2 separate regions of the Mus musculus genome follow, and region 2 is linked to region 1. The links are chromatin loops, found by intact Hi-C in ENCODE. Cell type or tissue: heart. All regions are shown on one strand. Links, peaks and the distances in the headings refer to the core of each region. The heading gives the core; the rest is flanking DNA.

Evidence for each region. Peaks named below come from ENCODE experiments on the same cell type or tissue, not always from the same donor. Only the 100,000 strongest peaks of a DNase experiment are listed, where the experiment ranks them.
Region 2: it touches region 1 in a loop (5-fold over the local background); 1 of 42 quality-filtered maps calls a loop at or near these places.

The regions. Positions count from the first base shown.
Region 1 is chr8:94,426,699-94,442,341 of GRCm38, forward strand. 9330175E14Rik (RIKEN cDNA 9330175E14 gene) reads right to left here and starts at 8,405. Exons shown (of 3, transcript NR_015514.2): 1 at 8,138-8,405; 2 at 7,529-7,778; 3 at 6,429-7,448. It also overlaps a transcript of Nlrc5 not described here. In heart, for the core only: a CTCF peak has its summit at 7,693; a DNase peak (open chromatin) is centred at 7,653; H3K4me3 peaks cover 886 bases; H3K27ac peaks cover 371 bases; H3K27me3 peaks cover 3,748 bases.
Region 2 is chr8:94,335,591-94,351,233 of GRCm38, forward strand. Slc12a3 (solute carrier family 12, member 3) reads left to right here. Exons shown (of 25, transcript NM_001205311.1): 9 at 4,089-4,173; 10 at 4,903-5,057; 11 at 5,180-5,287; 12 at 5,625-5,748; 13 at 7,436-7,537; 14 at 8,424-8,579; 15 at 9,204-9,303; 16 at 10,185-10,296; 17 at 10,692-10,832; 18 at 12,962-13,068; 19 at 14,232-14,314. Among named protein-coding and RNA genes, the nearest start is that of Slc12a3, 14 kb to the left of the region's middle. In heart, for the core only: a CTCF peak has its summit at 7,850 (motif pointing right); DNase peaks (open chromatin) are centred at 5,381, 7,921, 8,351 and 8,531; H3K27me3 peaks cover 955 bases.

The DNA of each region.
Region 1 (15,643 bases), core at 3,554-11,553:
CTGAGAGGCTGGACACCCATAAGGTCTCTATGGGAGTGGTAGAGTCCTACAGAGTGCAGGGAGAGGGGCTGGTGGGGCCGAGGGCTTATGGGGCCGTTTCTCAGAGGGACCCTAAGGGGGTGGGAGGATATATGACTTTTGTTTTCTGTTTTATGGGCTGTAAGATCTGGAACAGGGCATTCTTAGGCTCCCCTGACTAGGGAAATGCAGCATCCTCAGAGGGTCCCATTTTAAGAGGTCCTATGCATTGGTAGATTGCAGCTATAACAGTCAGGAAATGTGGAGAGAGAGTTTTTCCCTTCTTGGGTGCCTCTTCATCTGGGTAAGGTAATTAATTGACTTTAGTCAGGGATGTAAAGACCATCTGTGGCTATGCATGGTGCGATTTCAAGGACTTCTCCCCAAATGAGGGGGCTTGCCTTTCGGTGAGTCTTACACCACTGGATTTTAAAAGGACAAGTATTTCCTTAATCTGAGGTTTCTTTTGATGTAATGAGGTATTTCCCAAGATAAAAAAAAAAAAGTTTGAAACATGGAGATCAGAGAGGAACTTTCCCAGGAACTGTGCAGTTCCTGGGGAGATTCCCCAAAGACCCCAATCGTAGCCTTCCTGAAGTTGTAAGAGTTGCAGCGACCACCCTAGTGGTTTTTGTTTACTGGTCACTGTTACCAGTTTTTGCCAACACCCAAGCAGGCTGTTGGGGTCCAAGCAGAGGGTTAGGGGCCTTCTACCAAGGACAAGGAGTCACCTTGGCCAGAAGGCATCAGTTGCCCTGTCAATGTGTGTGAGCCCAACACAACCTCACAGACTGAAAACAAGGAAGGAAAGGATAGACCGTCAGCCCTCGGTGTGAGGAGGTTCAGGGTCTTTGAGCGAGTGCCAGAAGGCATGGAGTGACATTCACCTATCCACACTTGTGCCAGTGTAACTTTAATTTTTTTAAAAACCTGCTTTTCATGATGGTTCTTACAAGCTTTAACCTCACTTCCAGCCCATCACCCACCAGAGGGAAAGAAAGGGTATTAGGGTACAGGGGAACTGGACCTGTTTAGCAATGGTTCTTTGGAGCAAATCCCATCTGCATTATCAGGAAATCAACAGTTCAGTTTACTGATCAGCAGTGGCAGCGAGATTCAAGAATATACCAGCAGTCCAGTTCGGTAGATCGGGATAGCAAACACGAATCAGCAGTGGTGGCAAGACCTAGCAGAGACAGCCAGGCTTCAGTTGAATTGGCATAAGTCAGCAGGAGGGACAAAGATCAACAGGAACACCAGTAGAAGTTCTCTGCGGTGCCTCTCTCAACAAAGCAAAGATCATCAAAGACCCGAGACCAAAATGTGTTGAAGAGCTAGCTCTATTAGCAAGCTCCTCTCATCGGCTGTTGAGTCCTATTTACACGCCCTCCAAACATCACGTGTCCTCTATGGGTCTTGCCTCACCAGGTGTCTTGCATCACAACGTGAGTCTGACTTAACAAAACTCCCCATGAGTCTGTCTCAGCTGACATCATTCTGCCAATTGGCCCGAGTTTGTGGAAGCAGCAAGGACCTGCCGCATTCCATCAGAAGTTTTTTGGTGCGTTTCTCTCTATGGAGAGAAAGGCAGACCAATGCATCCCTGTCAGCATCGAATCCTTCATCCTATCACATGGTGGGGTACTTTCACATGTTTGCTTTTACGGAACATCCTTTCACCCGAGTCTGCTTCAGGAAAACACCCCTTCATGTGTTTGCCCCAGCAAAACATCATCTGACACTACTGAGTTTTCAAAGAACCCTTAAATTTCCACTTCATACCAGAGGCCCTGAAACAACCACTTTGGGCACCAGCTGCCACTGCCTGGTGTCTGCTTCTTCCCTCTTCCTGACCAAGCCAGGCCTGAGTACCCTGGCTGGAGAAAGGGAAGCTTAGCCAAGCAGATGGGTGCAGGCAGGCAGGACCGTGAGTGGCAGTGAGTGCCTGGGCAAAGAACACACACCCGAGAACAGCGACAGGGAACTGGTTCAGAGTATTGGGTGGAGGACAAAATCTATTTAAACCTCTGTGGGATGAGTAAGAGCTATCAGGGTGAGTGTAGGCCCAAGGTGCTGGGGAGGCCTCATTTGCTCGAGGAGGAATTCCAAGTGTCCCTGCTGGACTTCAATAAGGGGAAAGGAAGTTTAACCTGGCTAGCAGCTAAAGGTTGTGGGCACAGGGCTGTGTGAACTGGGGCACGCAGGCCAGGAGCTTGGGAGAGGGATCCCACTCCTATCGATCTCAGGACGAGATTTCTAGGGTTTGGTGAAGCGCCCAATCGCTGGCTCTGAGTTCCTTTGATGGACACTGGGCTATCATACCAAGGAAGATGACACAATCAGCGTGGAACCCACATTTCACTGCACACCTGCATCTTTTGGTGGCCAGTGGTAGAGGGGCTACTTAAGCCACATTTGAAAGGCTGAGCAGGAACGAACTAAGTAGCCGTATAAGAAAAGGGGCTAGAGCCAACGGTGGCACGTGTGGGGTCCGGAAACATTCACTCCCTCCCTGACTTGGCGACACAGTCATCTTTTCTTTCACTAACCTTATCCTTTTCATTGTGCTGATCTCTCTGCAGAAGCCTACATAGCATCTCTAGGTTCCTGGGCACAACCACCCCCACAGCCACACCATGGTCAGGCAAGAGTCCTGGGACCAGTCCTGGTCTCTCCCTCATCATCCAAGTATGAGTGTTGACAACCCTTTGTTCCCCACCCTCAAAGCTCCCATCACCCCCCCACCCCCCGACCAGCTTCCTGCCTGAGTCCAAATGGGAGCATCTGACTCATCCACTGTCCCATGTGGTCCCCACACTGCAGGGTGAGGGAAGCAGGAAGTGAAATGGATGGGAGAGTCTCACAGAAGAGAAATATAGAGTCTCTGAATAGGCAAGCCAGTTCAACTTTAATGTCAAAGGGAAGGTCCCCTCCGCAGATTTCCAGCCTCCTCGACCTCCCCACCCCTCGGCTCCAGCTCCAGTCCTGGATGGGTTTCTTCAGGCATGGGCCAGTACACCGGCCCCGTGGGATGGTTTGTCCTCACAGCCCTCAGAACGCACACGGTATTAAGAAACAGAGCCTTTGAGAAGCAAGAGGGGTTTCTGCATTTTTTTTTATTTTTATAAATTTTCAGCTGATTCTCAGGGTCGTGAGCTCCTGATCAATCAGGAGTGGATTAGTGACTCCCAAAGCAGACTGTGATAAAGCCGGACCACCCCTTGTCTTCCCCCCTCTCCACCTGTGCCCCCTTGCCTGTCTTTACTGGGAGTTGAAGCAGTATGATATCTTTTCTGAGGCCATACTTATGATGCCATAAGACTTTCCAGCCTCCACAACAGGCTATTATGTATGTGTACTGTGAGACAAGTAAAGTCACCTTTTTAAAAATGCATGTACAGCCGGGTGGTGGCGGCACATGCCTTTAATCCCAGCACTTAGGAGGCAGAGACAGGCAGATCTTTGAGTTCGAGGCCAATCTGGTTTACGGAATGAGTTCCAGGATGATCAGGGCTATATAGAGAAACCCTGACTTGAAAAAACAAACAAACAAACAAACAAACAAACAAACAAACAAATGCATGTGTGCGTGCATTTGTGAATCTTTGTGTTCATGTGTGTGCAGGTGTGTATGTGTCTTTGTGCCTGCTTGTAGAGACCAGAGTATAAACTCACTTGTTCACTGTCTACTGCATCTGAGACCAGGACTCTCATTGGCCTGGATCTCACCAATTAAGCTGGACTAGGCAGCAAGTTCCAAGCCCTCTCCGCTCCCTTTTCATGGTCTGAGCTCCCCTTATCCCTGTTCTCTTCTGCCCTTGGATCTCAGAGCATGAGTCTGATACTAGATGCAGCCAGGGGCGTGGGGAGGGTTCTTGAAAGGTTCCTGGAAAAAAAAATGCTTAGGGGCTGGAGAGATGGCTCAGCAGTTAACAGCACTTGTTGCTCTTGCAGAGGACCCAGGTTTGGCTCTAAGCACCTTCGTGGTGGTTCATAACTGTACCTAACTCCAGTTTCCAGGAGATCCAATGCCATCTTCTGTCCCTGAGGGCACCAGACATGCACTTAGCATACATACAAACAGGCAAAGCACTCATACATAAATAAAAATAAATCTAAAAAAAAAAGTGTTTGTCAGCCCCAGATGTCCAACAGGAATTTCAGGCTCTGTAATGGTCTCTAGGGTAGCGACATTGGCTAGAAGCTACAGTGGATCTCTCCCTTAAGGAGCCCCTAAATCCCAAGGCTTTCCCTTAATGCTACAGAGCATAGGCAGGAGAGCTTGCCACCCAGGTAACCCCTATGTCATGCCCAGAAACTCTTACATCACTAAGGACATTCTGAGAAGCCCTTTAGAGTGTCCTCTTGCAGCCCCCATACCCTAGCTTGGACCTTGGAAGGCATCCTTAGCAATAATAGAAAACAGGTGTACTGCCCCCACCCCCAGTATCCTTGTCTGTCATTTTGGAGCAGGTCTCTAGGTCTGTTGGGGGGTGGGGCACTTACAGGTTCCCAGAGAGCATATAACAGGATCTATGGCAACCCAGAGAGCAGAGGCTTGTTCGAACAGAACAGACAGACCCTCTCTGAAACCTACTCCTCTGTGTCGCCCACCCCCCATTCCTTTGCCCCCCTCCCCCATTCCAGAAGCTGTGCATTGGGTTAACCTCTAAGGACCAGGACAACCTTGGCCCAGGTCAGATGCTGGCAAACCTGATTAGAATCCATTGCCTGGAGGCTATGGCTCTGCTCTTTCCAGACAGCAAACAGTGCTTCCCCCAGCCAGGGCTCTGAGCAGTACATCTTCTCATCTCTGGTCCGTAGGCTGCTGGTCTGTAGGCTGCTGGTTTATTAGGCCTTAGGTAAAGGGGACTTTTTTTCCCAAATGAAGGACCCTTTCTACCTCCTTGGGGTGTGGGGATCCACTTGTCTTACAGTCACCTAATATTTCCATCTGTAAGTGTAAGGTTAAAGGTTCGAGCCCACTTCCAGGTTTGAAAACCTATCAAAACCCGCCAATCCCTGATCTTGAAATCCCACCAATCCCTGAGCTTGTCTTGAAATCCCACCAATCCCTGAGCTTGACTTGAAATCTCACCAATCCATGCCTTGGAAATCTCCTGTGGACACACACACACACACACACACACACACACACATACACACACAAAGAGGTCTCCTGTTCAGTTCCCTGTATTGTTGCTGCTTACCTGAGCAATAGCAGATACCCTCTTGCATGAGGTTTGTTACACAAACCTAACTGCCAAGGAATATCTTAGCCTTAAGAGCAGCAACAGTTGCACTGGGGAAATGTTCCCCCTCAGAGCAGAGCTGTTCCATTGGGGAAGGCTTTTTCTTCAGAGCTGTAACACTTGCAGTAAGTTCCCAGTGAAGTGTACTCTGTCCAGGTCTCCGTCTGTTCACCCTTCTTCAATCTTCTGGCACTTTGGGCCAGTTCTCACACACAGGGACCCAGCTCTCCAAAGTGGATAATCATGCAAGCCACCAAAGAAGAACCCTATGTACTTTAGCCAAGGGAACCTGGTATTCATGGTTTTCAAGCCATTGGTTGAGCTGCTATGAAAAGTCTTTCCCTGGGGAGATGTGAACAGCATCTATCTTCCCCTCCTAATTACAACCCAAAAGTCCGTTTCACCACAGTTCTCCCCGGGGAACCAGTGAGTTTATTGTACTTTCTTACTTACAGAGCACAGTGACCCCAAAGCAGCTACACTGGAAAGTCTCCACCCAGCATGGACGATGGCTTGATGGCTTCCCCAGAGCTGTATAGGTGGAGCCTTCCCCTCTAGTTCTCCCCAGCCTATATACTCTTGCCCTGTCTAGAGGCCTCATGCAATTAGGGCAGAATTGCACACAAGTGACTGGGAGGAGTGGCCAGAAACTCAGGAGAGGGTCTAATGTCCTAGTCTCATGAAGATGGCAGCATCTGAGCTCATAGGATACCTTCATAACACAGACCGAACACAGGGTAACTCTGGGGAAATGGTTCTCTCAGAACCCTTATTGGCAGGCCTGTTTCCACAACAGGCATGGAACTGGGTTTCCGATCCGGTGTTTCTCATTGCCATTATTGTGTGACCTTGACATCTCTGGATGAGACATCTAATGAGATGTTAACCTCTGCCTGGATCCTTCATGGGGCTGTGTGGGTTTAAGTACATCTAAATATGGCCCGTGCTTGTCTTTCTGGGTGGTGGCTACTTGTCTGTGTCCACTGAAAGCCCTCTGTCAGCAGGGAAGGATGTAGGTCCAGCAACACATAATGGTTGGGAGAATATGGGGTGAGCCTTACTGTTGGGCTGTAACTCTTCTCACACTAACAGATGACAGCCCACCATGTACCACAGGCTGGGACTCCACCATGTGACAATAGGAAACGGAGGCTGGCTAAAAACAAGGCATCTATTTGTAAGAGGCGAGCCAGGTAAGGTTGGGAAAGCTAAGAGTCACACATAAGTAATCAGTCAAAATAATAATGACTCCCCCCCACACACACTCTTGCCTGTCAAGAACTTTCTAGATTTCCGGCTCGGTCCCGGGAGGGAGGAGGTTAGAAGGTCACAGGAATTTGAGATCCAAAGAAGGGGACTAACGTAGAAGGATTTCTTAAGAGTTTTGGGCACACAGCACATCTGCTCTAACTTCTTCTGAAGGAATTGGAAGGTGCTCCTTCTCTGGTCCTCAGGACAGATGACAGAACTGAAACTCAGAGTCAAGACTTTTGTCTAGGGCAGTGTTTCTCAATCTGGGGGACCCAACCTCTGCCAAGTCAAATGATTTCATTATGATTCGTAACAGTAGCAAAATTACAGCTATGAAGTAGCAACGAGAATAATGTTATGGTTGGGGGTCAGCACAGCGTGAGGCTGCAGTATTAAAGGGTCCCAGCATTAGGAAGGCTGAGAACCACTGGCCTAAGGTGATGTAGCCAGCACTTAAGAGGAGGACTTGAGCCTGAGGTTTGGGGGTCATGGGTGTGCTGATGACCCTGCCCTACAGTGCTAATGCACTGTCTCCCCATTCCTCCCCCAGAGCATTCTGGGAAAGTTGCTTCACTGTGGGATGTCACAGAAACCATCCTCAGGAGGAGCCTGGCCTCCTGTTCTGGGACAAAGACAAGAGGCAGGGCAGGTTGTAGAACTTGGAACAGAGACAGGAACTTTCCAGGGCTGACGCTGGCCCTGTAGTCCTTTTCTTACCGCCCACCTCTTTCCATCCCTTATCCCTGCACCAAGCTTTCTTCTGTAGCCTAGGCAACCCTTGCACCCAGGGACCAGCAGAGACACACCTGGAGGCCGCGCTTGTCCAGGTCAGGTCTCAGGTGATGAGCCGCTGTCGCCACTGGACCCTGGACCCAACTCCACGAAGTTTTGCTCAGTGGCTCCTCCTGCCTTCATCCTACATCGTCTCTGGGAAGTGTAGAAAGAAGGGTTGTGCGGGTCCTGCTGCGCTCTGGCCCCACCCACTTCCTGGCAGATGCCCACCTTACCCAGTCTCAGTAGTCAGAGAGGCATGTCCCGCTGCGATCTCCAAGCCGCGGCGGGTTCCGGGCACGCTACTCGCGCGCCCTGGGGCTGGCACTTTGAATCCACGTGATTTCTCGGCAGCGGCAGTAGAGTCTATGAACTAGCGAACAGCGCCCGCTCAGTGGCCACTTTCAGTTTCCACAGAGCGCGGTGGAGAGGGAGCTGAACTGGTGAGTTACCTGCCCAAGCCGGGGCGCGGAGGGAGATCTGTGCCTAGAGAGAGGAGGGGGTGTCAGGGGCTAGGTGGATAGACAAACGGACTGAGGGGCCCGGGTGGGTTGGGGTACTGGTGGCTTAGCAAAATGCAGTCGGACACTGTAATTTGGGGACCACAGAAATTGGAGGGAGTGGCTCAGTTTGGGAAAAAACTTTGTATGTCTGTGCGCCCCCTCTCCTGGTGCCTGCCACACTTGTCATCCCCCACCCCCAACCATACTTTCTTCTTGTTTTTTTTTTTTTCTTTTCAATGCCTTTGCTTTAATAATAATCCAGAAGCCGCCCTGTTTGCTACATATAATTCTGAATTTTCAGCCAAAACAACAAAACAAACAAACAAACAAACAAAACCCCACCTTTTATTAGACAGATAGAATTTGGCTGAACCGTAGCAACTTGCTGTTCTATAGAGGAAAGCTGCGTTCTCTAAGAGTTGCCAACCTCAGGTCGGTGGCTTCTGGCTACCAACATTGTGTTGGAACAAATACTAGATATTAAGGAATGTACAAAAAGACAGGGATCTTTAAAAACAAAAACAAAAACAAAACAGAATATTGTGTTTTAAAAGAGAACGATGTTTCTTGAATGTCCATCACCTGTATTTCTAATGATCATTGAAACTTTCCAGTCACAAGGGTAAGCCTGGGCAGCCTTTTGTCCCTGGCCTACCACAATGCCACGTGGGGTTTAAACCATTTTTTTTCCACTCAGAAAAGCTGAGCTGGGAGCTCTGGGAGGTTCCTGGAGAATTCTGGGTCTTCAGTACTATTGGTATATATTGTCAGGATTCTTCTGAAAAGGGCGGGAGGGGCTTCATACAGAAAAGGTATTTTGAAAATTGACCTTCATGATTGGGGGAAAAGGCTAGAAAATGACCAAAGGTGGGTGTAGCTGAGCCATACCTGCAGCTTTCTCTTCCTGAATCGCTTTCTTGCAAAGAAAGGAAACCCGGAAACCTGCCAGGTTCCCTCTGGGATGTAGCTCAGAGACAGGGCAGACCCTGGTTTGAGTCCCCGGCGCCACAAAAATAAGGCACCAGGCCTGAGCTCCCACCAGAGAACAGAGTGGGCGGGAGTGACTGGAAGTTCATAAGGCCCCTCATGGTGTACTGTCCACAGACCAGCACCAGCAATTATGCCTTGCCTGCCCTGCCTCCAGGACCAGCGCCCATCTGTCTTGGAATAGGACCTCTGGGTGCTCTCAATACTGTGCATCATGACCATGAGTTACGATTTCAGATCTTGGAAGGTTGGTTCCCCATCTATAGTACAGACATTATGTTCAAAATTTATCTCCTGAATCGAGTGAGACGAAATAGAAACAATGCCTCGGCCACAAGTGTGAGGAGCCTGGGGTCCTGATGGGACAAATGCCGAAGCTAAGGGAACGCCTTAGTGCCTTAGTCTGCTTAGTCCGGTCTGCCCAGAAAGCACAGGTTGGCCTGATCTCAGAAGCTAAGTATGCTTAGGCCTAGTAAGCACTTGGTTGGGAAAGTCTGCCTAGACCTGTTCCCGGACCAGCCCGAGGATAGCAGTACCTGGTCAATGTCTATGTGCTCTCTCTCTCTCTCTCTCTCTCTCTCTCTCTCTCTCTCTCTCTCTCTCTCTCTCTCTTTCTCTCTTCCCTCTAGAAAGAGTTCAACAAAACTCTGTAGATTCTCTTCTCCCATATTTTGTGCTGTGTGTTGGGTAAAGAAGACATCCCCACTGCCTCTGAACGTGACCTTATTTGGACACAGGGTGACTGCAGACACTTAAGATGAGGTTGTAGGGTGGGCCCAGTAAGACTTCTGCCCACTAATAGAGGCGATCAGCATATCCACATAGATACCTCAGGAAGGCGGCCATCTTGGGGAGGCAGAGACTGCAACTACAAGCTGAAAGACAAAAATCCCAGCAACCAAAGTGTCCCAATCGGAAAGAGGAAGGCCCCTTTACTAGCATCCTCAGAGGATGCAGACTGCAGAGAATAAAAAAATAAAAAGCCATTTCTGCCAGCGCTTGATGGAACTTTTGTTTTTTTAACCACATCTGATACATCATCCCAGCATCTCTCCTCTACCACCAGCAGAGAATTGTGGCAAAAGAGATGCAAACACTTAAGTGTTGGGGGAAGGCACGGCTGAGAGGGCAAGAGATCTGCCTAGCTTCAGAAGATTCTGGGTTCTATCCTTACTACAGAAGACAAGCAAAAACCTCTTTGTAGGTGTTCTCAGGATGCAAAGCATCGTCTCTCTTCACCAAATATGTTTCTGTGAGTGTAGTTGATAGCCTTTAATGCTAGCACTTGGGAGGCAGAGGCAGGTGGATTTGGGAGTTCGAGGCCAGCCTGATCAACAGAGTGAGTTCCAGGACAACCAGGGCTACACAGAGAAACTCTGTCTCGAAAAAACCAAAAAAAAAAAAAAAAAAAAAAACAACCCAAAAACAAAACAAACAAACTCCTGTTTCTGGGTCCCTGAAAGTGGGTAGAGGCAGCATGACCCCCATTCTTTTCTTTAGGAGAGCCTTGAGTCTTCCATTCTGTGGATCTCGGAGATGTGGGTAGCAGGCTTTGTGATTCTGGTCACCTGTGACTTCGGATTCTTCCCTTTCTCTGTCACTGCCTCAAATCATAGCATAGACACACCCATTGCTCCAGATTGCTCGATCTTCCTGATGACCTCATATGGTGCTCCTCCTAACTCTAACTCAGAGAGGCACTGGCCACCCTCTGACTGACTCACCCATGACTCTTGTTGAAGGGTAATTACAAGAAGCTGATATGCAGAGACCCTCTAGCACTAGGTTTTTCCATGTGTTTGTTACCATATTTTAATGAACTCAGATATGTTTTTTAAAAAGTCACTTGTTAAACTAAATAATATGTATGATGCTAAAATAAAACCAAAGCTCAGGTGTGGTGCCATATACCCAGTATATATAGGTGGTTGAGGCGATGAGAGTTGGAACATAGTTGGTCTCAGAACCTAGGTACTGAGACCCTGTCTCCAGCATTTTTTTTAATCAATTACTTAATTAAGTAACAAATACATCTATAGAGTAAAAAATCCAGTCACTCAGATGCTATCTGTGAAGACAAGCAAGAACAAGCAGTGTGATTGGGTTTCTGTATCTTATTCCAGTGTCTCTCTCAGACTTTACAGACAAGAGTATCCAGTGTTTTCCCCTACACAATCAGCCTCAGCTAAATAGACTTTAGATCATACACATACAAATATACAGACGTACATATGTGCTTCCATGACCATATACATGCACACACATGTGTATTCTCTCTCTCATGATGAGAGTGTACTGCATAGAGTGTGGACAGGTTTTTTTTTATTTAATGCAATAAATAATCTTTTATTTTTCTCTCTATATTTATTATTTTGGTGCTGGAGATCAAACACAGGGCCTTGGGCATACCTAGTGAGCGCTTTTCCACTGAACCATGTCTTCAGCCCTCTTTATGGTTGTATATTCTCTGTGTGTAGAAAAACCTACTTATGCAAGTATATTCTGTACTTTGACCATATATATATTATATGTATATATACATACATACAGTATATATTAGATGTAAAAATTAATATATGTATTTTATGTATCTATAAAATAATGTATTATTTTGTACATCTATATAAAATCCAGGATCCACAAATGAAAGAAAACATTCAATGTTTATTTTTCTGAGTTTGTCTGGTGATCTCCAGCTGGGTCGATTTTCTTGCAAACACCATCTTTCTTTTTCTTTATAGATGAACAAAATACCATTTGTGTGTGTGTGTGTGTGTGTGTGTCTATGCCACATTTTCTTTATCCGCTTTACTACTGGCAGACACTCAGGCTGATCATACAAACTTGGCTATTGTGAGTGGTGCTGCAATACCATGGATAATAAACATGAGTGTGCAAGCGTCTCTGGGATGTAATGTTTTGGAGTCCTTCAGCTGTACATGAGTTGGTGCAGCTGTATCATATGGTGATTCTATTTTTAACTTTTATTTTTAAGTACCTCTGTATTAATTTCTATGCTGGCTAAAATAATTTACAGTCCCAGTGAGTGTACACACATGCACAGACACACACATGCACAGACACACACACACAAATATGTATACTTTCCTATTCCTGAATCCTCAATGGCATTTGTTGTTTTCAGAGTGGGGTGAGATGGAACTCATTATTATTTCAACTTGCATCCTCCTGATGGCTAAGGAATTGAACCTTTTTCTTTTTTAATTTTAAAAAAATTTGTATGTCCATTGGTCCTTTTTACCTTAGTCTGTGAGAGCTGTCTGCTCATTTCATTAGCCAATTTACTGACTGTGTTGTTTGGTTGTCTAGTATTTAGCTGTTTGCGTTATCTAGTCCGGCTGTCCATCAGCTGCCCCATGGACAGGTGCGGCAGCTTGTCCACTGTTCCGCCAGTGGGCTATTTCACTCTGTAGATTCTTAAGTTGCACACAAGGCTTTACATTGTGTCTGATTCCATCTTTCTGTTCCTAGAATTGTTTCCCATGCTTTCTGAATCCTCTCTGGAAGGGCTTTGCCTAAACCTGTATCTCGAAATGTTAGGCTTGAGTTTTTCTCTAGTGGTTTCAGAGTTCACGTCTTACATCAGAGTCTTTGACCCATTTTTAATTGGTGTGTGTGTGTGTGTGTGTGTGTGTGTGTGTGCACAAGGGAAGATATAACTACCTAGTCTCATTCTTCTCTGTGTAGATATCCAGCACCATTTGTTCAAGACTCTGTTTTTATTCCAACATATGTTTATGGCATGTATATTTGTTAAAAATCGGATAGCCACTGTGTTGTTGTGTGGGTTTATCCTCTGTCTTATTCACTGATGTGTGTGTCTCAGTCTCATGCCGTCTTTGTTACTATGGCTCCATAGTATATATTAAACCAGGAATGTGATACCGCTAGTTTGTCCCTATCGCTCGGGTCTGCTGTGGCATCTTTTGAGATCTTTGCTTTGGGATCTTTTGTATTTCTACAATTGTACAATTTTATTTTTATTTCTATGAAGAATGTTAGTGGAATTTTGATGAGAATTGCATTGAATGTATAAACTCTTCTCTGTAATATGTCAATTTTCCTGTATTAATTCTACCAATCCATGACAGTAGGAAGTCTTTCCATAGCCTTTTATCTTTGATTTCTTTCTTTGGTGTTTTAAGATTACATTGATAAATGTAGAAGTCTTAGTCCCACTGTCTCGATTAGATTTATTCTAAAGTTTTATTTGTAAAGCAATTATGAATGGGGTACTTTTTATATTTCTTTCTCAGCATGTTCATTATTGGATACAAAGTCTGCTGACTTCTGTGCCATTTACATCCTGACACTTTGCCCAGTATTTATCTGTTCTAAGAACTTTCTGATGCATTCAGTACTGACTCATTGCATGATATTCAAATTGGTGTTATTTTCTTTCTTACTTGCATCCTTTTTTTTTTCTTTCTCTTGTCTTGTTGTTTCAGCTGAGACTTCTAGTACTATGTAGATTAAGAGTGGAGAAAGTAGACATTCTTACCCTGTTCCTGATTTTAGCAGAAATATTTTGAATTTGTCATATAATGTTGGCTGTAGGTTTGTCATATATAGTTTTATATATTTATATAACTATACATAACTAGATACATTATGCTGAGATATGCTCCTTTTATTCCTAATTTTTTATAGTTTTTTTTAAATCACGAAAAGATAGGCGTTGGATCTGTCAAAGGCTTTTTCTGTATCAGTTGATATGATCCTGCAATTTTTGTTTTTGAGACTATGGTACATTAAATTTATTGATTTTATTTGTTGAATTACCACTGCGGCCTTGAGTAAAGACAACTTGATCATGGCAAATGTGCTTTTTGTACTAAGAACTTTGGTTTGCTAGCATTTGTTGAAAATTTTTATACCTATGTTCATTAGAGAGATTAGCCCCTAATTTTCTTCTCTTTCCCCATCTCTCTCTCCCCTTCCCCCTCCCCTCCCCTTCCTTCCTGTCTTTCCTTCTTTGTGTGTCTCCCAGTGAGTTTCATTAGGGTCAGTTACAGAAGCCTGTGTGAGGCTTTGTACACAGCAGCATTTACCAGTAACTAAAATGTCTTCCCCAGCCTCATCTGCCATTAACTCAGGGAGGGGTGGGGCCCCATCAGCACCTCCTGCTAGATATGTCCTCTGACTCTTATATTCTTTCTTGCCTCTTCTTTCACAATCCTACCTAAGCCTCCAAGTGCACATATAAATGTCCCATTTACGGCTGAGCACCCAATAGTTATTCTTGTCATTATTTTTGGCCAGTGAGTCTTTGCAGCCTCCACTGACCAAAGCTGACAACAGCATTAATTATGATTATTAATTATCATTAATCAGATTATAGGCATTCATCAGGACTTTTGCATTCTTTCCCCAGCTTCTACCATGTTTGATTTCCTTGATTTCTCAAGCCCCTGACTTGTGTCTCCTCCTCCGCCTTGTCCGTGATTCACAAACTTGTTTTTTTAATACTGAAAGGCCTGGGGAAGTCTTTATTTGGGAGGAAGGCTGGATATCGCCTGCTCATGAGGGGCACATGGAACGTTTGAGAGAGGAGAAGAAGGGAACGGTGGCCCACAGTGACTGGAGGATGGCAGAAAAAGGCAAAGATGAGACAGGGGAGGGGAAGAAGGGAGAGCAGAATGAGGGGAAACATTGTTCAACGTTGGCCTTTGTGCTCGTAACTGCTTCTGCTGTGTTGATATTTTGCATGTAATTTTACAAAGGAGCAGCACCCCTGGGCCACGACAAGCAGTGTCACCATCCCTCCCCACAGCCCAGAGCCCCGTGGAGATGCCACAGCCTCCTCTGCGTGGTGGTGTGGTGGATGACTTTGTGTCCCGGTGCATTTCCATCTCAGAAAAGGCAGATCCAACCTCAGACATCCAGGCATAGATGTGCTTACAGTGAACATTCGCCAGCAGCCAGACCTCTATTCCGTCTATGCACTGGATTGCTTCCTCTGGCTGGTTCTGAAGGACTTCTCAAGGGAGAGGTTGGCCTTTAGTTTTAAAATGTTTGAAACCATGTTGCTAAATCCTGAAGATTGTATCAATGGATTGCTACTGTGAGCAGCCCAGAGACAGCCCTGTTCCCTGGTACCCATTCTAGGGCATAAGGATGGAGCCATTCCCATCCCCACCCCTACCCCATCCCCATCCCCATCCCTATCCCCATCAGCATTAGTGATCTCAGGGTCTTGTGTGAGCAAAGAAACCACTCTCTGTTTTACATCCTCTCACTGAGATGGACAGATCAGTCTCTACCTAAGGACTTACCCAGATGTCTGCTGCGTGAGCATAGGAGGCTTGGGGACTGAGCTTTGGGCTAAATCAAACCATAAAGCAAGAAAATTGTTCTCTTTTCAGTTCCTGTGTCTCATGTCCTGATTAGTCATGGAGAAACTTCTCAGCCAGGTGTTGAATGAAGCACTGCTTTCAGAAGGATTAGCCCAGTTACAAGGGCAGCCATACCTTAGGTCAGCCCTGAGATCAGCAACACAATCCCCAACTCTTCCAATTCAACAGCCTCATTATGGTTTGCTTCTGGGAGTTTCTTTTAGGGAATTATGTCTGTCCCTGGTGAATAATATGTTTTAAAAAATAATCTTAAAAGTGAGATGATTTCCAGACCTTTAGGAAGTGATGCACTGGTTGTCATATAAAGTAGCCTTCCTATGACAAAAGCTAGAAAATTGCACACATTCTTGAAGGGCGGGCTGTGGGGAGCATCCTGCTACTTCTGCAATTCATAGAACTTTCCAGCTGGTTGAGACTATGCCTGTAAGCAGAAAGTAATGTAAATCTGTTGAAGCAATCATTTAGTTTCTTTTTTTGTTGTTGT
Region 2 (15,643 bases), core at 4,586-12,585, 90 kb before region 1:
TCCTGCAACATCTCTGCCTGACCTTCTGTCCACCGTGATATGTTCCTGGCATAAGGTGTGAGCCCGATGTCTCTGGCTCTATTTCCAGCTTAGAGTCAGACGCTAGCTAGGTGCTTGGTGTGTTTGTTGATTGAATGGTAGTGAATGGAGTCAACACAGCAATGCGAAGTGCAGTGCAGTGGGTGATAACAGAAGGTCCAGCAGAGCTCCTGGGTGGGAGTAGGCCTAGAGTCTTTGTAAGGAGAGACAATGGAATGGCCTTTGCCTGCAGAAACCAAAGAGATGGGGGTGTGACAGACAGTGGGCCAAAAATGGTATTGTGTTGAACTCTGACCTTAGTCTCCCTCCCCCTTGAAGGCTTTCCTCGATTGTGCTTCTCACAGAATTAAGAATTGGGTGTGGTGGGCACAATAGGTGTGGTAGACATGGTAGGTATGATAGTGGGCACGGTGGGCACTGTGGTACAGGCTTGGGATCCCAGCCCTCATAAAGCTGAGGCAGGAGGATCAGCAAAGTTGAAGATCATTCTTTACTACACAATGAGTTCAGAGACAGTCTGGGCTCTGTGAGGCACCGTTTTTTGCCAAACCAAACCAAGAGCAGAGCCTCCTATTGAATAAGGTCCGCAGAGAAGGATGCTTGCTTACCACACTTTCTCAAGAGAGCATCTGGCAGAAGGCCTTCAGCCTGACCCCTCTTCAAATCCTATTAACTGTCAGTGTCATTGTCTTGGTTAGGGTTTTACTGCTGTGAACAGACACCATGACCAAGGCAACTCTTATAAGGACAACATTTAATTGAGGCTGGCTTATGGGTTCAGAGATTCAGTCCATTATCATCAAAGCAGGAGTTTGGCAGCATCCAGGCAGGTATGGTGCAGGAGATGCTGAGAGTTCTACCTCAGAAGGCCGCTAGGAGAAGACTGGCTTCCAGGGAACTAGGGTCTTAAAGCCTATGCCAACAAGGCCACACCTCCTAATAGTGCCACTCCCTGGGTCAAGCATATTCAAACCACCACAGTCATCAAGCTTCTCTCTCCCCAGTGCCCAGCATCAGGGCCAGCAGCTATCTGAGAGCCGGGTGCGGTGGCATGTTGTAGTGCCCTCTGTGCTCAGGCCTTAAGTTGGCTCTTGGGCGTGGCTCTGCCCTTCCTTTGGGAGTGTGTTTAGCAACGGGGCCCTCACTGTGAGACTCTGAGCAATCTCTGTAAGCCTCAGCTCCCCCAGCTGTAAAGTGAGATTAACAGAGCAGGTGGAGACAGAGGGCAGAGAATGGGAGAGCAGGGAGCTGGCACTTGTCTCTGCCCCGTTGCCACCATGCAGATGAGTAAGCCAAGCACAGAGAGGGTCAGAGGCTGACTATGGTCACACGGCGGTGAGGAGCCACACAGTGTAAGCTTGTAGACTGGGGAGGTCTCACTTAATGCTATTTGTGGCTTGAAAAATGATTGCTATGTGTGTGTGGTGTGCACGTATGAATTTGGATGTGCGCATGCTACAACATGCATACAGAGGCCAGAGGATAGCTTCTAAGAATTTGTTCTCCCTTTCCATCATGGGACCTGGGGGTCAAACTCAGGTTATCGGGGTCTGTGCAAGCACTTAACCCACTGAGCTGTATTACTAGCCCCACTTTATAGACCGTCCCATATTCTGTGTGTATATGACATGTGTGTGTGTACTCATATGTGTAAGCTTAAGGATGTACATACAAGATATATGTAATAGGATTCAGGGGATGGCCTTGGGTACTGGTCTTTACCTTCCACCTTGTTTGAGACAGAGCTTATTTACTGTCTACTCTTGTACACACTGGGCTAGCTGGCTCGTGAGCTGGAGAGTCCCCTGTCCCTGACTCCCACCTGGCCTTGGGAGCCCTAGGATTACAGATGCAAGCCGCTGCACGCTGAACGCTAGGTGGATCCTGAAGCTCTGAGCTCAGGTGCTCATGCCTGTGTAACACTGTGCTGGCCAGGGATGCGGAGTGTATGGCACGGTCCTCATCCACACGTCCCATTTATGAGCACTTTTTTACACCAGGTGGGGAAACTAAGTCTCAGAGAGATGTGGCAGGGCGTCGCAGAGCACACTGCTAGGAAGAGATGGGCTGGATTTGCCAGCCAGTCTCCAGATCTCAGACCAAGATAAGGATGGCAAGTAGAGGCTGAGGGCTAAGTGTGCTTCCTGTGCCTGCAGAGTCCCCACAAACCAGGGGCCTTCAAATACACAGCCTCCAGCTCAGGAGCCCGGAAACGTCAGTGAAAGCATTCACAACATGCCTGTGCCTCTCTAAAGGTCTGAGGACCGGTCCTTTCCAGCTTTGTCCTAGCTGTGTGGTATCCTGACAATGTTGCCTTGAACTGGCAGTCATTTTAACCTGTGTCACTCTTAACGATGGGTGACATCTCTATGTACCTTCTTCTAATATGACACTAGTCATCAGCTGAGGCCCACTCTAATCCAGCATGTATCAGGACCCGCTGTGCTTGGGTCTGGGAACCCTGACTACGGACGGGGGGTGGGGGGGGAGGGACAAAGGAAGGACAGACACATGTACAGGAACACCGGAGTCTGGTGGAGGCTCAGCACTCCAATGGAGCACGCCTCCTACCACCAGCAACCCAGAATCTCTGCATTGCCTATTTATTAAGTACAGCACAGGGGAGAGGTTACCAGCCTTGGTAGGAAGTCTCTGTAGGTGAGCAGCCTCAGGCTGTAAGCATCTAAAGGAGGAAGAAGCGTCAGATGCTACCAGTCTTTGTATATAGGAGGCACTCACTTAGACTCCTGAGGAAAGCTTTGTCAAGCCTTTAGAGTCTCACCAGGGTAAGGCTTTGTCATTCCCTTGGGGCTAAGGTCTCAGAATCCTTGACACAGTCACTCAAGATTTCAGTCACTCAGGGAATCCCTGCTCCTTACAAGAATGACCTCATCTCTGTTTACAGCTCCAAGGACCTCTTAGCAAATAAGGGCACATTCTGAGGAGGTCAGAGAATGCTCATCACAGTAGACATTGGGTTAAGACCACAGCTGAGACTTAGGAAGTCCTTTGGTGTGAGAAACTCCAACATCTCCACACTCAGATGGCCATGGCCTTTTGGAATGGGGGCCAGGACCTCACTGGACTCAACTCAGGTCGCTGGGCATCACTAGTAAGGTTAGGGTTATGGGATCCCCTAACAGAGACCCCAGCAGATTCCAGGGTTGCCACCACTTTCCACTGTGAAACTCTGCCTTCATTTCTCTGCATTCTGTCAGCCTGCTTTTTTACATTGCAATCCATCTACTGGGCCTCATGCAGCACTGGAAGGTTTGCAGACAGTCGATTCACGGCAGGCTTGGCCTTCCCCCCTGGGTTGGGGTCTGGGTCTCTGGTTTGAGCTTGCTGTGGAAGAGCAACCTCTGCGGCTACTCAGGAACCAGCTCCTGGAGTCTGAGGCTGTGGGCCTACAGGCACCTGGAGCTCTTGTAAAGCCATCTCCCTCACATCCTGCCACCCTCAGCGCCTCACTAGCTGGGTGGGATCGTACAGGCCATATCTCAGGAAATTGTGTTTGAGAAAGTGCCCAGGAGGTGGCTATGATCTGTGGGGGTGGGCATAGGGGGTGGGAAATGGATGCCACTATTGTTGGGGAAAAAAAATCTTTCTTAGAGCAGGAGAATGCTTGGGAAATGTCTTCTGTCTCTTTATTGCTGGAGAACCAGACCAATTAACTAGTTAATGGTGATTCACTGGATACATAGAACTAGTGAAGAGGATTTGGCTGCATTTCCAGCGGTAGCCGGCTGCCTCAGGTGAATCTGAGGTGAAGAGCCAGGCACAGGGCCCCCTCCCACCACTACTCCCAGTGAGCCTTACCATGGGCCCTCTGGGTGTGATATGGAGCTGATGAGGTTTCTCATCTTAACCCTGGGATCCCAAACTGGGATCAAATCTTGTAGTTCCTAAGTCATGGGCGCGCTTCTTCCAGGGCTGGACAGGTTCTGAGGGTCCAAGGTCAGGGTCTGCTGTTCGCCCTGGCCTCTGCCAAGGCACTAAGGCCCAAAGGGATCCCACAGGCTGCCTGATAATACCATGCCCTCCCACAGGATCCTGCTGTAGCCATCCCCAAGGGAACACTCATGGCCATTTTCTGGACCACCATCTCCTACCTTGCCATCTCAGCTACCATCGGTGAGTAGCCAGCACGGCACGGATGGCAAGAATGAGAAAAGTGGATCAGCCCTGTAGTAGGGCTGGAGGAGACTGCAGTGTGGGGCTGGCCTCTAACCGAGACAGGTCTTTGGGGTGACCCTTGAGCCCTGCTTCTGGGGGCACCCGTCACCTCCACAGTGACAGTAGTATGCTCACGGTGAGTGAGGCCAGACTAGGCCCCTCTGATAGCTAAAGACATTGCAAATCCAAATTCCTGCGTGAAGCCCATGCACAATGTCTAATGATCACGTTTAATCTGGGCTCTGCCATTGCCTTAGAGAAGAAAGCCAGGGCTCTGAGGGGTAGCACCTCTGTACTCATTTACAGCATTCGCCTTGGAGGCGAGCTGTTCACAGGTGGCCAGGGAACTCGAACTTTCTCATGGGCTCTTGGAGACTGAGAGCCAGGTCTCTGCTTTAAGGACATGGAGCCCATCCCTTCAGCTCTCCCTGCCTTGGGTTAACAGGGAGCAACAACAAAATTAAGGGTATTACCTTGCTCAGATTGTCAGGAGCCCCCAAATACCTCCATACCTGCTACTATCATTAACGCTGTCACATGATAAGCCACCCTGTCCACAGTGTCTTACCCTCTGCAGAGGTGGCCATCAGCCTTTGGAGATGGGGAAGAGGGTAAAGGGAAGAAAGGGGACACACACACACACACACACACACACACACACACCTCCACACACCTCCTTCCTTTCAGGCTCCTGTGTGGTGAGAGATGCCTCTGGGGATGTGAACGACACCATGACTCCTGGTCCAGGCCCCTGCGAAGGGCTAGCCTGTGGCTATGGCTGGAACTTCACAGAATGCTCCCAGCAGCGCAGTTGCCGCTATGGCCTCATCAACTACTACCAGGTATAAGCCGTGGGCCTGGCTGCTGGACACCCAATGTGGGCTGAGATGTCAGGACCACAGCCTGCTGTGGGGAAGGGATGCCCTGTAGTGTTTCTAGTTCAGCACCCCCCACATTCCCACAGACCATGAGCATGGTGTCTGCCTTCGCACCCCTGATCACAGCCGGCATCTTTGGCGCCACCCTGTCTTCTGCCTTGGCCTGTCTTGTCTCGGCTGCTAAGGTCTTCCAGGTGAGGTTGCAGAAAGAAGGCCTGGGGGGGGGGGCTTATGGCTAGGAAGAGCTGAGTAGGAAGATCCCCACTTCCCCATGCCCCTCCCATCCAGGCTGCTGTGAAGTGGGTCATGTGCTATGGGTCTGGGTGGAAGGGAAGGGAAACAGGCTAGCAAACTCTTAAAGGAAGTAGCCCTATCTCTGTGGCGAGGCGAGGGCTGGGTTATTTATCATTCTCAGAAGTGGAAACCTGCTGAGGTGTGGGCACACAGGGTCAAGGGCACGGTTGGCCCTGAGAAGGGCAAAGGGGAGGTCCCAGCTAGAGTTCGAGTGTGGTTTTCATTCACTGTCCACAGTGCCTGTGTGAAGACCAGCTGTACCCTCTGATTGGCTTTTTTGGCAAAGGCTATGGCAAGAACAGGGAGCCTGTGCGTGGCTACCTGCTGGCCTATGCCATTGCTGTGGCCTTCATCATCATTGGTAAGGGGCTCCTCCTCCTGCCCCCTGTGAAGGTCCTCGGACCCGCTCCCTTTACCCCCATGTCACTGGGCACTCAGTGAACAGCACTTACTTGGTGCTGGGGATGGGACCAACCAGGGCCAGGCACAAACTAAACACTGCTTTACTATCGAGCCACACCCCAGTCCCAGAACATGAACCTTTGCCTGGGTGAAGCCCAGCCTGGAAGGCCCTTGGAAGGCCACACAATCCTTTCCCCCTCCAGACAGGGTGGCGAGTCACGCCAGGTAGTGAGGGAACTTCTGTGTCTTTCCTGCTTTCTGCATTCCAGTGTCCTGACAGCTGGGACACCACCCCTCCGCCCCAAGGACACCGGTGATGGGCCAAGCTGACACAAATGGCTAGCTCAGTCACTATCTGTATACATGCATAAACTAGACAAAGCCAGCCTCTCACCCATGTAGCGGTTAGGTAGACTGGTCTCTGCTGGCTTTGACCGTTGATAAGTCCTTTCTCTGAGCCACCGTTTGCTCCGCTGTAGAGTAAGGGGCAGTGCATAGTTCGTAAGCCTCAGATGGGCAGAAAGAGAGCGTGTGGGAGGGCACAACCCCATACAGATGCACATACCCAAATATCTCCTAGTTAATGCAGCCGAGGATGCAGAATTCGAAAAAGAGAAGCGACTACCCTATAACGTGACAGTCCCTGCCCCACTCCCTCCCTTCCCCTCTTCCTCACCCCTCCCACCAACACCTTCCTGTTAGAGTTAGATCCCTGCTGCTCAGGTTGGTCCCATTAGTCACCCACCCATAAGACTTGCCCTAATAGTTTGGTCGCTATTGCCCAAAGGAAGATTCTAGATACTAGATCCTCCATCATATGAAGAAGTGGCTCACCTAGGAGACTGAGAAGTGAGTCGTCTGGCCTTCTCAAGATCCACCCCTGTCTCCTACTGCTCAGGCGCAGGCCCGATTCTTAGAGCTGTAGGCTTCTGGGTGGTACCTTTGGGCTGATGATTCTGACTTAGCCCAACTGAGGACTATGGCCCTAAATACTCAAGGGGACCTAATAAGATTATGTGAAGAAATACCTGTCCCCAAAGAGCTGCTTGTCTTTCTCTGGGCTCCCCAGAGAGACTCTAAGCTCAACATGCACACGATTATGTGAGTGTACTGGGGCCAGGGAGACAAGGGAGAGAAAGCCCACTGTGGACAGGACTGGGAAATGTTCTCAGGGGTCCTGGGTCACATTGACAAATGCATTCCTTACATTTATTTGAGATCAAAAAGTGTCATGGCCACTGTCCTTAGTCACCCAGTAGCCTGAAAAGGCCCATCCCCCTGTCTTCTACCTTCTAAATATTTTTATACATTTGTTATGGGGGAGCAGGAACACATGAGGGTCAGAGGACAGCCTGCAGGAGTCCCCTTCTTCCAGCATGGAAGGCCAGCAGGCTTGGTGGGCAGCATCGATGCTTGCTGAGTGATCTTGCCGGCTCTCTCCGTCTTCGTAAAAACTGACGCTAAGGTTTTCTAAGACACTGACCCTTGGAATTTCATGGGGCAAAGGACTCGCTTCCCAGATGAGAAGGTTGAGTTGACTGAGCATCCAGGCTTAGCTGTGCTAGGGACCATCTTGTGAGTGTGTGCCAGGCAGCTCCTGTGGTGGAGCCCCAACGTGTTGCCCCTCTCTCTCTGGGTCTTCGAAGCTGAACTTAACACCATCGCCCCCATCATTTCCAACTTCTTCCTCTGCTCCTACGCCCTCATCAATTTCAGCTGCTTCCATGCCTCCATCACCAACTCACCTGGTGAGCAGACTCTCTCCCAACCACAAAAAAGTGGGGAGGAACGGGGAGGGGTAGGGGGGAGACGGGGAGGCATGGTGGAGGTGGACAGCCTACATTTAAAACCACACGAAGGGAATCTTTGTACCCTAACAAAGCCAGCCATTCTTTACAGAGCATAGTGCATCCTTTACGGGGGATGGAGGTTGTTCTATAGTTCCACCCTTCACCAATTTCTCGGGTGTCAGAAGTCTTGATTGCTCAGAAAGGGATGAATTTCCTAGTCACGGAAGGTGTAGCTGTTTGTGCACAGATGACCGCTAGGGGGCGCTGTTTATACTGCAGCAATTTAATTGCATAGATTTTTGGAGTGGTGGTTCTGCTTCTTCGGCTGCTGCAAACCTTCTAGCAGATGGCAATAGAGAGCAGAGAAATACTTGAATCCCAGATCTTCAAAGGGCCTGTTATCCTGCCACTTTCCAGACAGAACACACTGTGCCTGGCACTCTTAGAGATGCACCATGGTACAGTGGTCACTAGAAGTGGCCCTAAAATAGCACAGAGCTAGGAAGAATCAAGTCCTCTTTTCATCCCTTTAATCTCCTGGGTTCCATAAGACCCTTGGGATCTGGTACTGTTGCTGATGTTGGGACTGTGTTTGACCAGGTCTGGATGTTTCCTTCCTGGTATAGCTTGTCACCATGGTGAAATAAATGCCCAACAGGCAAGATTGTGGTACTCCCTAGAGCCTTCCTACCCCACCCCGGGAGTTAAGGCTGGTGGGGCCCTAGAGGTAGTGGGTACAGGCCAGGACAGCAGCACCCGATTGTGGAAGCATGGAGATTGCTGTAGCTCTGGGAAGGAGAATGCTCCTGAGCATGCGCATGTGCACTGGCCTGGCCCCGCCCAGGATGGAGACCCTCCTTCCGATACTACAGCAAGTGGGCGGCGCTGTTTGGGGCAGTGATCTCGGTGGTCATCATGTTCCTGCTTACCTGGTGGGCTGCTCTCATTGCCATCGGAGTCGTCCTCTTCCTCCTGCTCTATGTGATCTACAAGAAGCCAGGTGTGTGGCCACTGACCCCTGAGGCCCCCAACTCCCTGCCTGGGTAGCCATGTAGCCTGGCAGGCCCCTCATCCCAGCTGGAGCCTGGCCTTGGCTTCACCCTCAAGTGGGACTCAGGCTGGCCTCTACCACAGCCTTCCTGAGCTCGGTGCTCAAAGGAAAATGCCCACTGAGAGCCAGATTTCTTCTGTCAGATTCCTAGAGGGGCTACTTGCTAATGTGTACATACAGGGCAGGGTGACCAAGAGTGACTGTGCAAAGGTGGGCACTGAGAAAAACTGTCTACCTGCATGAGGCAGGGTCCTGGATGGACTGCAGTCTGAGGGAGGTAACCGTAAACCTCTACATCTGAACATGGCCTTCTAGATGGTCACAGAGGTCTGCTTGTCTAATGGGAGTTCAACCCCTAGCTCCATGTCCTTGAATTAGGTGGCCATATATGTGGCACTTGGAGTCAGACTTGCACTCATTAGGAACAGAGATGCCACCTGTCCATCAATCCACGGCCTTGCTCCCAAGGTGCTCTGTGCCTAAGAGAGCAGGACAGTCCCTCCTCCCCCCCACCGCCACAGGACTGGTTGCTTCCTGCAGTTCTGAGTCTTGTTCTCGCCTCTCTACCCACAGAGGTGAACTGGGGTTCCTCAGTACAGGCTGGCTCCTACAATCTGGCCCTGAGCTACTCCGTGGGCCTCAACGAGGTGGAAGACCACATCAAGAACTACCGGTGAGCAGGGCTTTGGGGCCAGCTGGGAGCCTGGAGCCAGCCATGGTCCTTTGCCCTGGCAGGTCCAGGATGGTAGACCAGGATGGTAGCATCAAGGTGGAAGAGCCAGTGTAGGACTGGGGTCAGGCACGGCCTGATAGAGACAAAGCAAGGGAGAGGTCTTCATGTCTCAGTTTCCACAGTGGACGCCATGCTGTCAGGATCACATGGTCTGATTCCTATGACACAATCCTGGGTTGGTTACAGTGACAAGCCTGCCCTTCAAAATTAGTCCCTAATGGTAAGGGAAGTCACTCACCTTCCATCTTCTTCTCACCTGGCTGTAGTAGATTCAGTGAGATCTATGACCCACCTACTGTGACCACAGACACTCATGACAAACCTCTGAGGGTACTAACCTCAGACACAGAAAAGGACCAGTGAGGTTTGGAGCTGTTAACAACCCCTGTTTGCCCAGCTGGTAAATGAACCAATGAGTCTGGCTCTGATTGACAGGAATGCTTAACCTGTGCTGACTCCCAACATAAAGGTTCGGGCATCTGGGCAAGGTACAGTGAGTTTTTAAACAATGGCCTCCTTATGACTGATCGGTACTCTGCTTTTGCCACGCTGGGGTTGCCAGGGCAAAGGAAGTAGGTAGGCTGGTGTGTCTGATGGCCCAGGCAAGAAGGACAGGGATACTTATAATATCATGGCCTCAAAAAAAATCCTGAAAGATCCCTTGAATCACAGCCTCCCCAATGTGTCACAATATGTGTCCCAGTGCACACAAGTTTCACCCAGGACCACCAGGATTCGGGAGTCAGAGAGCATCTTCCTTTAGCATGAAGGACCTAAAGCATCTTTCCTGATGCCTCACGCTGTGTTCTTCCTTTCCCTAGCCCCCAGTGCCTGGTGCTTACAGGGCCCCCCAACTTCCGCCCAGCCCTTGTGGACTTTGTGAGCACATTTACCCAGAACCTAAGCCTAATGATTTGTGGTCATGTGCTCATTGTGAGTACTCCTGGGAGGCTGGGTGGGGAGTGGGGGGAGGGCACCTATACCCTAGGGTGTGTGGGTGGGGGGCGGGGCCTGGATGCAGCATCTACCCAGGGATAGGAGGGGCAGGGGAAGTGGACCTAGCAGAATCTGGCCAGGTCTTTCTTTTAAGACATGGTCTCATGAAGCCCAGGCTGGCTCAATTCACTCTGTAGCTGAGGTTGACCCTACATCTACCATCCAAGCGCTGCCTCTAGCTTTCATTCTCTTTCACTTTCCCTCGTCCGCTCTAACCAAGAGTACTACTCGGTGCTTCCGAGTCTCAGGGGAGCCTCTAGGACGGGACAAGGGCTGAGCAGGCTGGATGGTGAGGGAGGACAGCCATGATACCACCTGTCCCTCACCCACAGGGACCTGGCAAGCAGAGAGTGCCCGAGCTCCGGCTCATCGCCAGTGGACACACCAAGTGGCTGAACAAGAGGAAGATCAAGGCCTTCTACTCTGACGTCATCGCTGAGGACTTGCGCAGTGGCGTCCAGATTCTCATGCAGGTGTCCTGACCAGGCTTCTTAGAGGACTCAGTCAGCGAGGCAGCATGCACGGTAGACTGTGCTGGTCTCGCTGAAGCTTAGGTGGCTGCAGCGGGATCCCCACTTGCCTATGTCTCAAGCTGCGCTGGTTCAAGAGCGCCCAGGACTCCTGGGAACCTGTGGGGACTGTGTGGCTTTGCCCAGATCCTGTTTCTGCCTTATCTGAGTCTAAATTTAGTTTAGGTTTTAAAATTTTTTCTCTTTCAGTATCAGTATTGGGCCTAGGGCCTTGATGTCATTTTACTAAGCAAACAAACCAAAAAGTATCTGAGACTAAGTATCACTAAATTATCCCGGCTGGCCTTGAGCTCGCTCTGCAGCCCAGGTGTGCTGTGACTTGCAATCCTCCTGCCTCACCTTCCAGGTTAGATGGGAAGCCTTTCCCCCTCTTACTTTTTTCCAGATATAGTTTACACTTAGCAAGGTGGAAACCATGAAGTATCAAATGTTTGCATGTGCGGCCACCCCACAGTGGTGTATAACCACGGCTCACAGTGGTTGTAAACCATGGCTCACAGCGGTGTAAACCATGCGGCCATCCCACAGTGGTGATAACCATGGCTCAGACTGACATCTAGACTGTCCCGCTGGGCAGTGAGTTCACTGCTCCGTGTCGTCATGGAAGGCATCTGAGAATCCTTTCTAACGGCTTTAGCTGTTTCTCAACTTGGAAAAAAAAATGTTTGAGGTCGCTCCCAAGTTTCCCCAAAAACGTTTTAGAAGTAGGTAGAGGTAATGAGGCAGTGAAGTGTGTGCTTGGTGTCTGGTTGTTCTGTGGGTTCCTTTTTTCTTTTGTTTTGTTTGAGACAAGTAACTACCATGCAGAGCATGCTAGCTTTTGACTCATTGTGTTGCCAGGTGTACCCCAAATTCCTCCAACTCATGCAAAGGACCTCCTGTTTTAGCTTTGGGAGGTTGGGGGACTGATACTTGGGGATCAAGTACAGGGTCTTCTGTGTGCTAGGCAGGTGCTCTAGCACTGAGCAAAACCATTATGTGCCTCAGCTTCTTGGTGGCTATGACTAGAGGCAAGTGTACCATGTCCAGATAGATAGATAGATAGATAGATAGATAGATAGATAGAAGATAGATAGATGATAGATAGAGATTGATAATAGACAAAGATAGATGATAGAAGATAGATAGATGATAAATGGATGGATAGATGGATAGAAAGATAGATGATAAATCGATAGATAGATAGATAGATAGATAGATGATAGATAGAGATTGATAATAGACAAAGATAGATGATAAATGGATGGATAGATAGATAGATAGATAGATAGATAGATAGATAGATAGATAGATAGATAGAAGATAGATAGATGATGGATGGATGGATGGATGGATAGATAGATAGATAGATAGAAGATAGATAGATGATGGATGGATGGATGGATAGATAGATGATAAATGGATGGATGGATAGATAGATAGACCTATATAGATATAGAGAGATATGTGAATTTGTTTTGAATTGTATACTTTTAAATGATTTCTTTTGGAGACAAGGTCTTAACAGTATGGCCCTGGCTAACTGAAACCATCTATGTAGATCTTCAGGCTAATCTCTAATTCACAGAGATCTGACTCCTGTCTCTCCCTGGGCCGAATGGTCAATTTACTATATTGATTTCACTCCAAATATTTTAAAGAATCCTGACATAGAAGAGGGAGAAGGAGATGGAGAGGCAGGGGGAAACAGAGGGAGGAAGGGAAGGAGGGAAGGAGGGGGGTGTGAAAGGGAAGACCCTGACAGGATGTGGACGTCTGTAACCCCCACACTTTGGAAGCAGAGGCAGGAGGATCGACAAAAGAGGGAGGGAGGGAAGAAAATGGGAGAGACAGGGAGGAAGGGAGGATATTCAGACTAGGTGGCCCAAGGTTGCTGTAACTTGACACACAAACTCAAGTCTCATGCTTTCTGTATAGACAGAACCCTGAGCCCCTTGAAGCCTGGGTGGGAGGGGTGGCTGGGAGGAGCAAGAGCCCCTCCCTGGTCATTTGTCACAGGACAGAGCCCCTGTGATCCTAGGCCTCGGTGCTAGACCACCCTCTGACTCGACTCTTCTCCCCGACCCCGGTAGGCCTCAGGGCTTGGGAGAATGAAGCCGAACATTCTGGTGGTTGGATTCAAGAGGAACTGGCAGTCTGCCCACCCAGCCACAGTGGAGGACTACATTGGTGTCCTGCAGTGAGTGAGCGTGCAGGTGCAGCCTGTGAGCTGTCGGTTTGAGCCACCGGGGCTTCCTGGATAGCGGGAAACAGAGCAGAGGCTGGGTGTGCAGAGGGTGTCTCCCCTTGACCTTCATAGACCCTGAGGTCATCAGGGACTTGGCAGCAGAGAGGAAAGTGGGCTAGGTGTGAGACTCTGGGGAGCCGTGGGGATGGTGGCAAACTGGAGAAAGCACTGGCCAGTTGTGCTTCTGGGATGCAGGCTTGGGGTCGCAGGAACTTTCAGCTTTTCAGAGGAGCCGAGAAGGGTGGTTGTTAAGGGAAAATCCTTGAAGCTCACAGTTGCCAGGCACACAGATCTGAGGTGGGACAGGGAGCAGAGATGGGGAGCTAGGACTGAGGACAGTCCCAGAAGGCTTCAAGATTGACTCTTAGCCTCAGCACCTCCACTTCTTGCCCTTCCAGATGTAGGGGATGCCTGTCTGGATTGCTTTCCGCTGTTGTCCCATATCAAAATACAAGGCTGAGCTTTGGGGCCCTGCAGCCCACATCTGGGTCTGCTGTTAACCTGCTATATAACTCAGCTCTGACTATGGCTGACTCTACCACAATTATGTCATGGGGTAGAAAATCTGGCCCCCAGGCTCCCGGGAACTCTATTGTCTAAGGCAGTCTGAGAAGGAGTCTAATGAGGGGCAAGCATAGCCCAATGGGTCAAACGCTCAGGGAGGCCTTGGTATTATCAGTGAGTCAGTAAATATACTCTTGGGTCAGAAGTCTTCAAGACATCCTTTATAGTGACCTGTCATGTGAGAGTGGCCATTCCTATGTGCACACCTGTCCATCGGCTTATCGTCCCAGCCACATAGTCTTGGTCCCAGCTACTTCGTTCCTTACTGTCTGACTGTGATGAGGCTACCCCGATCCCAGGACATGTTTTCCTGTGTAAAGTGGAGTCACCAAGCCCCACTGTTGTGGGCAGAGAGGTTGACAAGATCAACTCATGAGTGTGACATGGAGCAGGACCCAATTTGGTTTCCCCAGGAGTGTCGTGGATGACACTCCAGTGCTGCCTGTCTACTGCACATATAGGGAAACTGAGGCTCACAGACCAAGGCTAGACGGGATCTCCTGGGAGCTAGGTCACAGGGCCAGCAGCTTGACCCTGCATCTTCTTTCTAGTGATGCCTTTGACTTCAACTACGGGGTTTGTGTCATGAGGATGCGCGAGGGGCTCAATGTCTCCGAGGCTCTGCAGACCCACAGTGAGTACCTGCTGCATCTGATGAGCCCTGTAAAAAACCAATACCTTTTCTAAGCAGTGGAAGAGAGGGAAGTGTTAGTCGAGTCACAGACTCTGAGGTAGCCAATTCTTAATGGTTCCTTGGTGTCCGTCAGTTTCCAAATGGAAGTGAGATCCAGAAAGGGCACGTGACTGACCAGGGCAAGGTCATACTTCCAGCTAGGGCCAGAAAGGAGACTAGAGTGCTCCAAGTCACTGCTGTGCTCTGATAACCAGGTGGACCTGATAGAGGAGAGGCATCTATAAACACCATCAAGAAAATACCTAAAGGCCATGGGCTCTGACCATTGGATCTCAGGTCTGTCCTTGGCACTCAAAACAGAAACATGTTTCGCGGCATTTGCACCTGACTGTGAAGATTCTGACTTAGTGATAGACGTGGGGGAGACAAAGGGTGGTCAGGACTGGCAGACATGCAGGCAGGATTCTGTTCCTTGCAGGCAGAGGTATTATCACCCGGGACCAAAGATATTCTTATGTCCACAGCATCTAGACAACAAATATTTTTGCAAGCTTTGTGGCAGTCATCGATCATACTCTAGGCAGGGAGCAAAAAGCTCCCTCACCCAGGGTGGCAAGCCTCCAGGGACAAAGCCGATGCTGGATGCTCAGCGTAATGGACACACAGGTCACCTCAGACATGAGATTATCCTGAGGAGACGGATGCTCAGAGGCCCCTTTGAGGACAAGGCCTGGCTGATGCCGAGGAGAACAGAGCTGGGGAAAGAATGGCTTAGGTGCACAGGCCCGATGCGCCCCCCATACACACTATGCAGTTAATCCCATGTTTGACCCCAGAGAGGGAGGCAAGGGAGCCTGTGGCCATCTGTGCCCAGCATGGGCCAGCCCCCCTTCCCCACCTGCTCAGATCGGGGTACTCTTATCCTATGGGAATGCTACTATCAGGTTATCCAGGAATTTGGCCAAGAGTAAATGGCTTTCTCTTGTGACAGTGGTGTCCTAATCACCAAGGCTGGGTGACTATAGGTTTTGGTTTCCTGTTGAAGATGACCAGCCCGTGGTACATTTAGTTCCACCCCTTGTAAGACTCCCTCTCAGTGTTCAAATGCAGAGAGGAGCAGCATGCAGTTGCCTTCCTTCAGGGGTGTGGGGGAAAGTGGCAGCTGGTAAGAGATGTCCTGCTACATCTGTGAGGGGAAGAAGAGGTACAGGAAGATGGATATGCTCTATCTGCATGGGGATGCTGCACAGGGATGTTGTATGGAGATGCTGTGCGGGGATGCTGTACAGGGATGCTGCACAGGGATGCTGCACAGGGATGCTATACAGG